2 separate regions of the Homo sapiens genome follow, and region 2 is linked to region 1. Evidence: read pairs that join two places in POLR2A ChIA-PET (ENCODE). Cell type or tissue: MCF 10A. All regions are shown on one strand. Each heading gives the region's core, and the rest is flanking DNA. Links, peaks and the distances in the headings are about the cores only.

What was found. ChIA-PET counts read pairs that join two places held together with the same protein. Peaks named below come from ENCODE experiments on the same cell type or tissue, not always from the same donor. Only the 100,000 strongest peaks of a DNase experiment are listed, where the experiment ranks them.
Region 2: POLR2A ChIA-PET joins it to region 1 with 5 read pairs; 2 of 35 experiments call an interaction of 5 or more read pairs at or near these places.

What each region holds. Positions count from the first base shown.
Region 1 is chr5:172,130,954-172,135,349 of GRCh38, forward strand. The region is part of intron 2 of STK10 (serine/threonine kinase 10); the gene reads right to left. Among named protein-coding and RNA genes, the nearest start is that of STK10, 55 kb to the right of the region's middle. In MCF 10A, for the core only: no CTCF peak of the experiment used is centred there; a DNase peak (open chromatin) is centred at 2,568.
Region 2 is chr5:172,328,523-172,332,918 of GRCh38, forward strand. It overlaps a transcript of SH3PXD2B not described here. Among named protein-coding and RNA genes, the nearest start is that of UBTD2, 47 kb to the left of the region's middle. In MCF 10A, for the core only: no CTCF peak of the experiment used is centred there; no DNase peak of the experiment used is centred there.

The sequences.
Region 1 (4,396 bases), core at 198-4,197:
AATGTCTTCCCAGAACTACAATTTCTTTATGTATTTATTTATTTTTGAGAACTAAAAGTTATGGACATGCCATCAGCTGTTTTTTTTTTTTTTTTTTTTTGACAGAGTCTCACTCTGTTGCCCAGGCTGGAGTGCAGTGGCGCGATCTTGGCTCACTGCAAGCTCCGCCTCCCAGGTTCACGCCATTCTCCTGCCTCAGCCTCCCGAGTAGCTGGGACTACAGGCGCCCGCCACCACATCCGGCTAATTTTTTGTATTTTTTGGTAGAGGCAGGGTTTCACCGTGTTAGCCAGGATGGTCTCGATCTCCTGACCTCGCGATCTGCCTGCCTCAGCCTCCCAAAGTGCTGGGATTACAGGCGTGAGCCCCCGCGCCTGGCCTGTCATCAGCTATTCTTAAGAGTCAGTATGAGAAGTGACCAAACCCAGGCAGTTCCTGCATCTTTCAGTGAAACTGTCCCTTACACAACACTCTTATACAACGTCCCTGTGCCCTCTCCAGAGGTCAGCACCAGGAAAGCTCGTGCATTCTGACAACCTGGCTTGCTTCCTCTTCTTTAGTTCAAGAGCTCCACAACCCCTTGAGCTTCCCTTTTATTTATTTATTTTTTTGCCTTGGCTGCTGGGAAGCTCTGGGTTAAGTTCCTCAGCTTTGGTTTGACTCCCAGGCCTTACTTGCTTTTTTTAGTATCTGGGTCTTAACATTTTTACCTTCAGCTTATCAGTGGCAGGAGGGCTACAGGGGATTGGTATTATAAACTTGTCAGGGCTTTTTGCAGAAATACATGGGGTTTAATTAATAAAACAATAGTCTCAACAGTAACAGATAAAATAATAGTTGAATGTATCTCCCAAAAGGCATGTGTTGGAAACTTAATCCCCAATGTAACAGTGTTGGGAGGTGGGACCAACAGTAATGGGAGGTGTTTAGACCATGAGGGCTCCACCCTCATGAATGAATTAGTGCTGATTATAAAAGGGCTAGAGGCTGTGAGTTCAGTTGCTGGCTCTCTCCTGCATGCCCTCTTGCTCTTTCCACCTTCCACGATGGCAAGAAGGCCCTCGCCAGATGCAGGGCCCTCAACCTTGGACTTCCCAGCCTCCAGAGCCATGAGCTAGATAAATTTCTATTGTTTACAAATTACCCAGTGTCAGGTATTCTGTTATAGCAGCATAAAATGCACTGAGACGATGGTAATAAATATGAATAAAATAATAATCTCAATGCTTTAGGAAATTACTACATATGCATGCTTAGAAAAAAGACTGGAAGCACAAAACCCATAGGAGGATTACAGGTAGTTTGTACTTTTATGTATTATATTCAATAAATATGTATTATCAAATTGTATATTAGAAATAAACATGACTTTTAAATTTTTAATTTTTTTAATTTTTTTAATTCAACCTAGGGGCTTTAGTTTTTTTTTAATGGAAAGAACTGGCCTAGAATAACCTACTGCTACAGATACAGCTATTCTTCTGATTGGGATGGGGAATCCGTGCCCACCCGTGATGAAGGTCCCAGTGGTCCAGTCCCCTGCTTCCTGGATAAAGGGAGGCTCCTCAGGATCGGAAAGCTAAAGGCCTCTAAGCCCTGATCAAGTCCAAAGTGAAACCGCCCCAGTGCTAAAAGGACGGATTCCCTGAACCTGTCAAGGGCATAAGCAGCCTATATTTGCAGGTGGCTCACGGTTTTCCTAGGACCTGAAGAACTGAGATTTGTGGTCAGTTTAATGCATTGATCATTATAAACTGAGTGTCTACCAGGGGCCCTACTTTGCTAGGCAACAGTAGGGGACACAAAAGTAGTATGTGATCAACAAACACTATCTGAGCTCCTAGTGCGTGGCAAGCCTGGGGACTGAGGACCCAGGGAGAATCAAACAGGTCCCTGCCCCAAAATCACCAGCTGAGGGAGATATAGAAATGAGTGGTGCAGGCACACGGTGACTATGTAACCCAGAAGCCTGTGGACACGGTCATTAACCTGCCTTAGAGCTATCCCAGAGGAAGCAGATATCCAGGCTGAGTTTTGAAGGGTGAATTTACCACGTGGGGAAGGGTAAAGGCACTCCTGGCAGAACACAGAAGCAGAGGTGGGGCAGCAGGGAAAAGCGTGGAAGCGGGTAATGGCGGAGCATTCCATGGGGTTCCAAAGGATGGGAATCCAGCAGGCTGGAGGTCAATTAGAACTAGAACTTGAACATCTCAAAGTATGAACCTAATCTGGAGAGCTGTGTGTGCGTGTGTGCGTGTGTGTCTGGGGAGATACACCAAAGGGTTTAAGCAAGAGGTGTTGTAGACAGGCTTTTGCTTTGGAAAGATCCCTCTAGATGCATTATTAAGGAAAAAACAGTGGGTTGGGGACAAACAGCGAAGAGGCCATTTCATGAGTCCTGATGTCCTGGGCACCATGGCTACCTCCCCCTCCACATACACCATGTCTTCCTTCCCCTTTGTGAAATAGCCATGAGAACTGGGTAGGACTTACTCATCCCCTGCAAGGGAGGGGTAGAAGCAGGGTGCTAAGCCAGTCAGGAAAATTTTCTGCCTCGTGCCCTGACTCAGGGCTGGTGTCATCAGAGCTAAGCTGGTGAGTTGTGCTTGATGGTGTGGAATGCCACGTCGTCTCACTCTGGAGCTAATTAGGAAGCACACAACTCTGATGGTTGCAGGAAACCATGTTGCAACCACGAGAGAAGTGGGTGTGAAGACAAAGCTAATACACAGAGGAAGACAGAGAGAATCACAGGAAAACGGAGAACAAGCCTGCTCCCTACTGACTTTTTAGGCAGAATATGCAAACGAATTAATTTCTGCGCTGTTTAGTAGGTTAGTTTAAGGTTTGCTGTCACTTGTTACCAAAAGTACCTGATCCCACGCTTGGCAGGAGATGATGAGTAACCACACTCTCCAGGTGGCAGACTCCAGGTTGTACCAGCTGAAAATGCTACACCAACGGCTCTCCAACTTGAACGTTCAGCAGAGTGCTTGTTAAAACAGATCACTGGGTCCCACTCCAGAGCTTCTGATTCAGTGGGTCTGAAGCAAGGTCCAAGAATCTGGTTTCCAACAAGTGCTCAGATGCTGCTGCTGTTGCTGGACCCCTGGTCACACTTTGAGAACTACTGCTCAATGGGAATTTATAAGAGCAAGAGGCCTGGACCCTGGGACCACATCTGTCCTCCCCTTAACAAAAGGCACTGTAAGATGTTGGTAGAGAAACTTGGGGGCAAACTGGCAGAAGTACTGCCTCTTTTATGCTCCTTGTTATCCTAAATTTCATCACCAGTGTTCCTTTTTATCTTGCCTCAAACCAAAGAGTGAGGGGCTTTGGTAGGATGTATGATCATCCTCATCAGCCTTTACCAAGAGATGGTTTGAGAAGCCCTGAGTATTCACACAGAAGCTTTGGGGATCTTCATTATTAAAGACCGTACTGCAGTCTGTTTCAATGAGTTTTTTAAAAAAATATTTCCATATCCTCCCATCTTTAAATAAAAATTTTGAGGACCTCTAAATATGTGTCAAAGGGTATATGGGGGTTAGTAAAAGACCAGATGGACAAAAATGACACCAAAAGCACAAGCAACCAAAGAAAAAATAGATACCCTGGACTTCATCAACATTGAACATATTTGTGCATCAAAGGACAGTATCAAGAAAGTAAAGGCTGGGTACAATGGCTCACGCCTGTAATCTCAGCATTCTGGGAGGCTGAGATGGGAGGATCACTTGAGCCCAGGAGTTTGAGACCAGCCTGGGCAACATAGGGAGACCTCATATTTACAAAAAAAAAAAAAAGGAAAAAAATTTTCATTAGCGGGGTATGGTGGCACACACCTGTGGTCCCAGATACTTGGGGGGCTGAGGTGGAAGGATCATTTGAGCTTGGGAGGTCGAGAATGCAGCGTGCAATAATTGTGACACTGCACGCCAGCCTGGGAGAAAGAACAAGACTTTATCTCAAAAAAAAAAAGAAAAAGAAAAAGTAACCCACAAATGGAAAATATTTGCAAATCATATATCTGATAAAGGACTAGTATCCAGAATACATAAAGAACTCATAGCACTCAAAAATAAAAGAGCAAATAACCCAATCTTAAAATAGGCAAAAGATTTGAATAGATGTTTTTCCAAAGAAGATGTACAAATGGCCACTAAGCATATGAAAAGATGCTCAACATTACTAGTCATTAGGGCAACACTAATCAAAACCAAAATGAGATACCACTTCACACATGCTAGAATGCTCAGAATTAAAAACATGAACAAGGCTGGGCACGGTGGCTCACGTCTGTGATCCCAGCACTTTGGGAGGCTGAGGTGGGTGGATCACCTGAGGTCAGGAGTTTGAGACAGCCTGGCCGACATAGTGAAACCCTGTCTCTAAT
Region 2 (4,396 bases), core at 179-4,178, 200 kb after region 1:
TAATAAATAGCTCCCTGTTCTCCTCCCCTGAGTTCAGAATTAACTGAGAGAGTGGGATCTGAGAGATAGAGAACAAAATGTTAGCTTTATTCTTGAGAGGGCCGTGGGAGAATCTGGCTTAGGTGTGGTGCCTGGCAGTCATGGTGTCTCAAGCTTGAATCCAAGAATTAAGACACGCTCACTGACCCAGGCACAGGCCTCCTCCCACAGCTAGGGGCCCAGTGGAATATGCGTCCCTGGGCCATCTGATCCCTAGTAGGAGAGAGGCTGAGCTGTGCATACCTGCTTCCTGCTCCCCTAAATATCAGTCACTCTTTCCCAGGGAGAGAGAGAGCTGGAGCCTTACTGTGATTGCAGCTCCATTCACATGGAAGGGAACAAACCAAGCATGGGTGTATGTAAGAGTTTCCCACGTAACAATATTGTACATGACATTTATTTATTAATCCATGTATTTTGTACATGTTAACATGTATAGATACACACATATATATACATATATACATATACGTATATATATGTATGTGTGTGTGTGTGTATATATATATATATATATATATATTTTTTTTTTTTTTTGAGATGGAGTCTTGCTCTGTTGTCCAGGCTGGAGTGCAGTGGTGCTATCTCAGCTCACTGCAACCTCCACCTTCCCGGTTCAAATGATTCTCCTGACTCAGCCTCCTGAGTAGCTGGGACTACAGGCACGTGCCACCATGCCCAGCTAAGTTTTTTTGTATTTTTAGTAGAGATGAGGTTTCACCATGTTGGTCAGGCTAGTCACGAACTTCTCACCTCAAGTGATCCGATCACCTCAGCCTCCCAAAGTACTGGGATTACAGGCATGAGCCACTGCACCTGGTCACATATTAACATTTTTATTGAGGGGTATGCAATGAAAACTGAAGTTCACTATTCTGTACTATACTGTAGAAGTATTGGAGGCCAAGTTTCACGCAGCTGGAAGGGAATGAGGACATAGTTTATTGTAGGATCTGGGCCTCCTGGATCTTTGTTATTCTTTTTTTTTTTTTTTGAGATGGAGTCTTGCTCTGTCACCCAGGCTGGAGTGCAGTGGCGCGATCTCGGCTCACTGCAAGCTCCGCCTTCCGGGTTCAAGCAATTCTCCTGCCTCAGCCTCTCAAGTAGATGGGACTACAGGCACCCGCCACCACGCCCGGCTAATTTTTTGTATTTTTAGTAGAGACAGGGTTTCACTGTGTTAGCCAGGATGGTCTGGATCTCCTGACCTCGTGATCCGCCCGCCTCGGCCTCCCAAAGTGCTGGGATTACAGGCGTAAGCCACTGTGCCCGGCCAGCCTCCTGGATCTTAAGAGGGGATGAACCTGGGCCTTATTAATAAAATATGTATGTTCTGTACACTGCCATTAATTTACAAGTCTCTAAAGGAAAACGTGTTTAGGAGATAGAAAAATTCCCTGCCTGGTGGCTGTTTTCTGAAGTTTCCTATATGTGGCAATCTCACTGCGGGTTGTGTTTCCCTTATCCAAAATGCTTAGGACCAGAAGTGTTGTGGGTATCAATTTTTTTTCATATTTTGGAATACTTGCAGAATACACACCGGTTGAGCTCTCCTAATCAAAAAATCTGTAATCTGAGTGCTTCATTGAGGATTTCCTTTGAATGTCATGCCATTGCTTCAGATTTTGGAGTATTTCAATTTTGGGTCTTTATATTTTGGGATGCTCAATTTGTATGGGAAAATCCTTACAGACAACTCCAAGGTAGAGCAATAGCAAGTAGGAAAGCTTGAAGTCAGTGAGCAGCTCTCTGTTGCAGTGAGTTACAAACAGAATTTGGGTGAAGGATGTGGCTAAGGTTAGACAGGCATTATGGTTCAGGTAGAATGCAAGGCAGAGCTGAAATTTAAAATTGGACATTTTCCAGAGTTTATTACATGAAACGTTGCCCCTGATAGATGCTCTGTGAATGGTATCACAGTCAAATACATTTGAGAAACCCAGTGTAAGTAAACCCCCTCTCAGACATTCACATTGCACACTAGTATGTAAGAGGCTGATTATGCTTACATAAGAAGTCCTGCAATAGACTTTAAACAGCAGTTCTCAAACTAATGTACCTTCAGAACACTTATTTCCAAATTCCTATCGACATTTGTTCTGAAAAACATTTTGGGAAATGCTAAGTGGGAAGATTATAGATTCGGGAACTTATGGTAAGGGGCTCAGATGCCCAAGTTCATCCTCTTACTAGCTGTGGCCATGGGTAAATTAATCTCTCAGACTGTTAATTTCCTCACCCATAAAATGGATGTAATATTTCCTATCTGTAAGAACTGTAGTGAAGATTAAAAGAGATAACATCTATAAACTTCTCAACTATTAGCATGTACTCAGTAAAAGTTAGATCCTGGCTGGGCGCGGTGGCTCACGCCTGCAATCCCAGCACTTTGGGAGGCCAAGGTGGGTGGATCACTTGAGGACCAGAGTTCATGACCAGCCTGGCCAACATGGTGAAACCCTGTCTCTACTAAAAATACAAAAATTAGCTTGGCATGGTGGCCCACGCCTGTAATCCCAGCTACTCAGGAGGCTGAGGCAGGAGAATCGCTTGAACCCGGGAGGCAGAGGCTGCAGTGAGCCATGACTGCATCGCTGCACTCCAGCTTGGGCGACAGAGCGAGACTCTTGTCCAAAAAAATAAAAATAAAAATAAATGGTAATAATAATAATAGCACAGAATATAATTTTTGAACATGTAGACTATACCAGGTAAGGTGCAAAGCCCGGCCATTTCTCAGGGTGGAGCATGCGGATTATTTCCTCAGAATGGATTTCTCAGGATGCTGATTCCTGCTGAGTTTGACTTTTAGGGAGTGAAGCTGAGGAATCTGTCTTTCGACAAGCTCCCTGGTGAATCATTAAGGTCATTAAAATTTGAGAGCCATTGATTAGGAAGCGTGAGTTGCAAGACGCTGAAGAATCTCATGTGGCCCAAATAATACTGAATGAGAGAAGGAATGGACATTGAAGACCAAGGACTTGGAGAAGCGTGCCCCCGTGATGGTAATCTTGGACTCAGAAACTCACCTTAGATGAGGGAGTGTTTGCAGGTATGAGAGGGTGAGGCAGCTGGATCATGTTTGGCGTGGTTAAAACAGTATGACGGGGCTGGGCACGGTGGCTCATGCCTGTAATCCCAGCACTTTGGGAGGCCAAGGCGGGCGGATCACCTGAGGTCAGGAGTTCGAGACCAGCCTGGCCAACATGGTGAAACCCTGTCTCCATAAAAAATACAAAAGTTAGCTGGCAGTACACACCTGTAATCCCAGCTACTCAGGAGGCTGAGGTACAAGAATCGCTCGAGCCTGGGAGGTGGAGGTTGCAGTGAGCCAAGATTGCGCCATTGCACTCCAGCCTGGGTGACAAGAGTGAAACTCTGTCTCAAAAAACAAAACAAAACAAAAAACAATATGATAGGGAATGGCGAGTGTGACACTTCCAGGTGAGACCTGAAGGAAGGTCACGGGACAGAAATGTAGTGAGAGGGCAAGTAGACTGCAAAGAGAAAGCCAGGTTTGGTCCCTGATCATGGTCCCATTGCCGTCCCATCCCATGAGGCGGATGCCCCTCCAGCCCCAGCCGGAAAGCCCATACCATTGCCAGTCCTGTTATGATTAAGCACTCTTGGTTTGCAAGAACTTGGGTGAACCTGCTCCTATGGGGGCCCAGAACACCGCATGACTTTTTCCTTCCTTTTTTTTTTTTTTTGCGACACAGTCTTGCTCTGTCATCCAGGCTGGAGCATAGTGGTGCGATCACAGCTCACTGCAGCCTTGAACTCCTGGGCTCAAGCAATCCTCCCACTTCAGCCTCCCAAGTAGCTGGGCCTGTAGGTGTGCACCACCACACCTGGCTACTTTTTTTTTTTTTTTAAACTTTGAGTAGAGGAAAGGTCTTGCTATGTTGCCCAGCCTGGTCTCAAACTCTTGGGTTCAACAGATCCTCCTGCCTTGGCCTCCCAAAGTGCTGGGATTACGGGTGAGCCACCACACCTTCTGTTTTTCTCCTTCTAATGGGGACACAGATTAATATATTAATGACCATTATTCCTAAGCAAGGTCTGCAAGAAGGTTGTTATATTGTTTCCTCTAAAGAAGCATGAATATTGCATGTATATCCCTTCCCTCCAAGTTCTTTTGTTCGGGGACTCTGCTGGTTTTCTTCTCTCCTTAGGAAGGTGGGGTGGTGGTGTCCTGTTAGTCACCTGGGAACAAGGAGGCTCCACACTGGGGTTGATTTTGCTTGGGCACTGCCTTTGGGAAAGTAGTAAAACGTTAGGCAGTGTGCTCCACCTCCCAGGAGCAGATGGCTTGGGCAGTCTCTGCGGCCCAAATGTGGCTGCATTTCCCACCCCA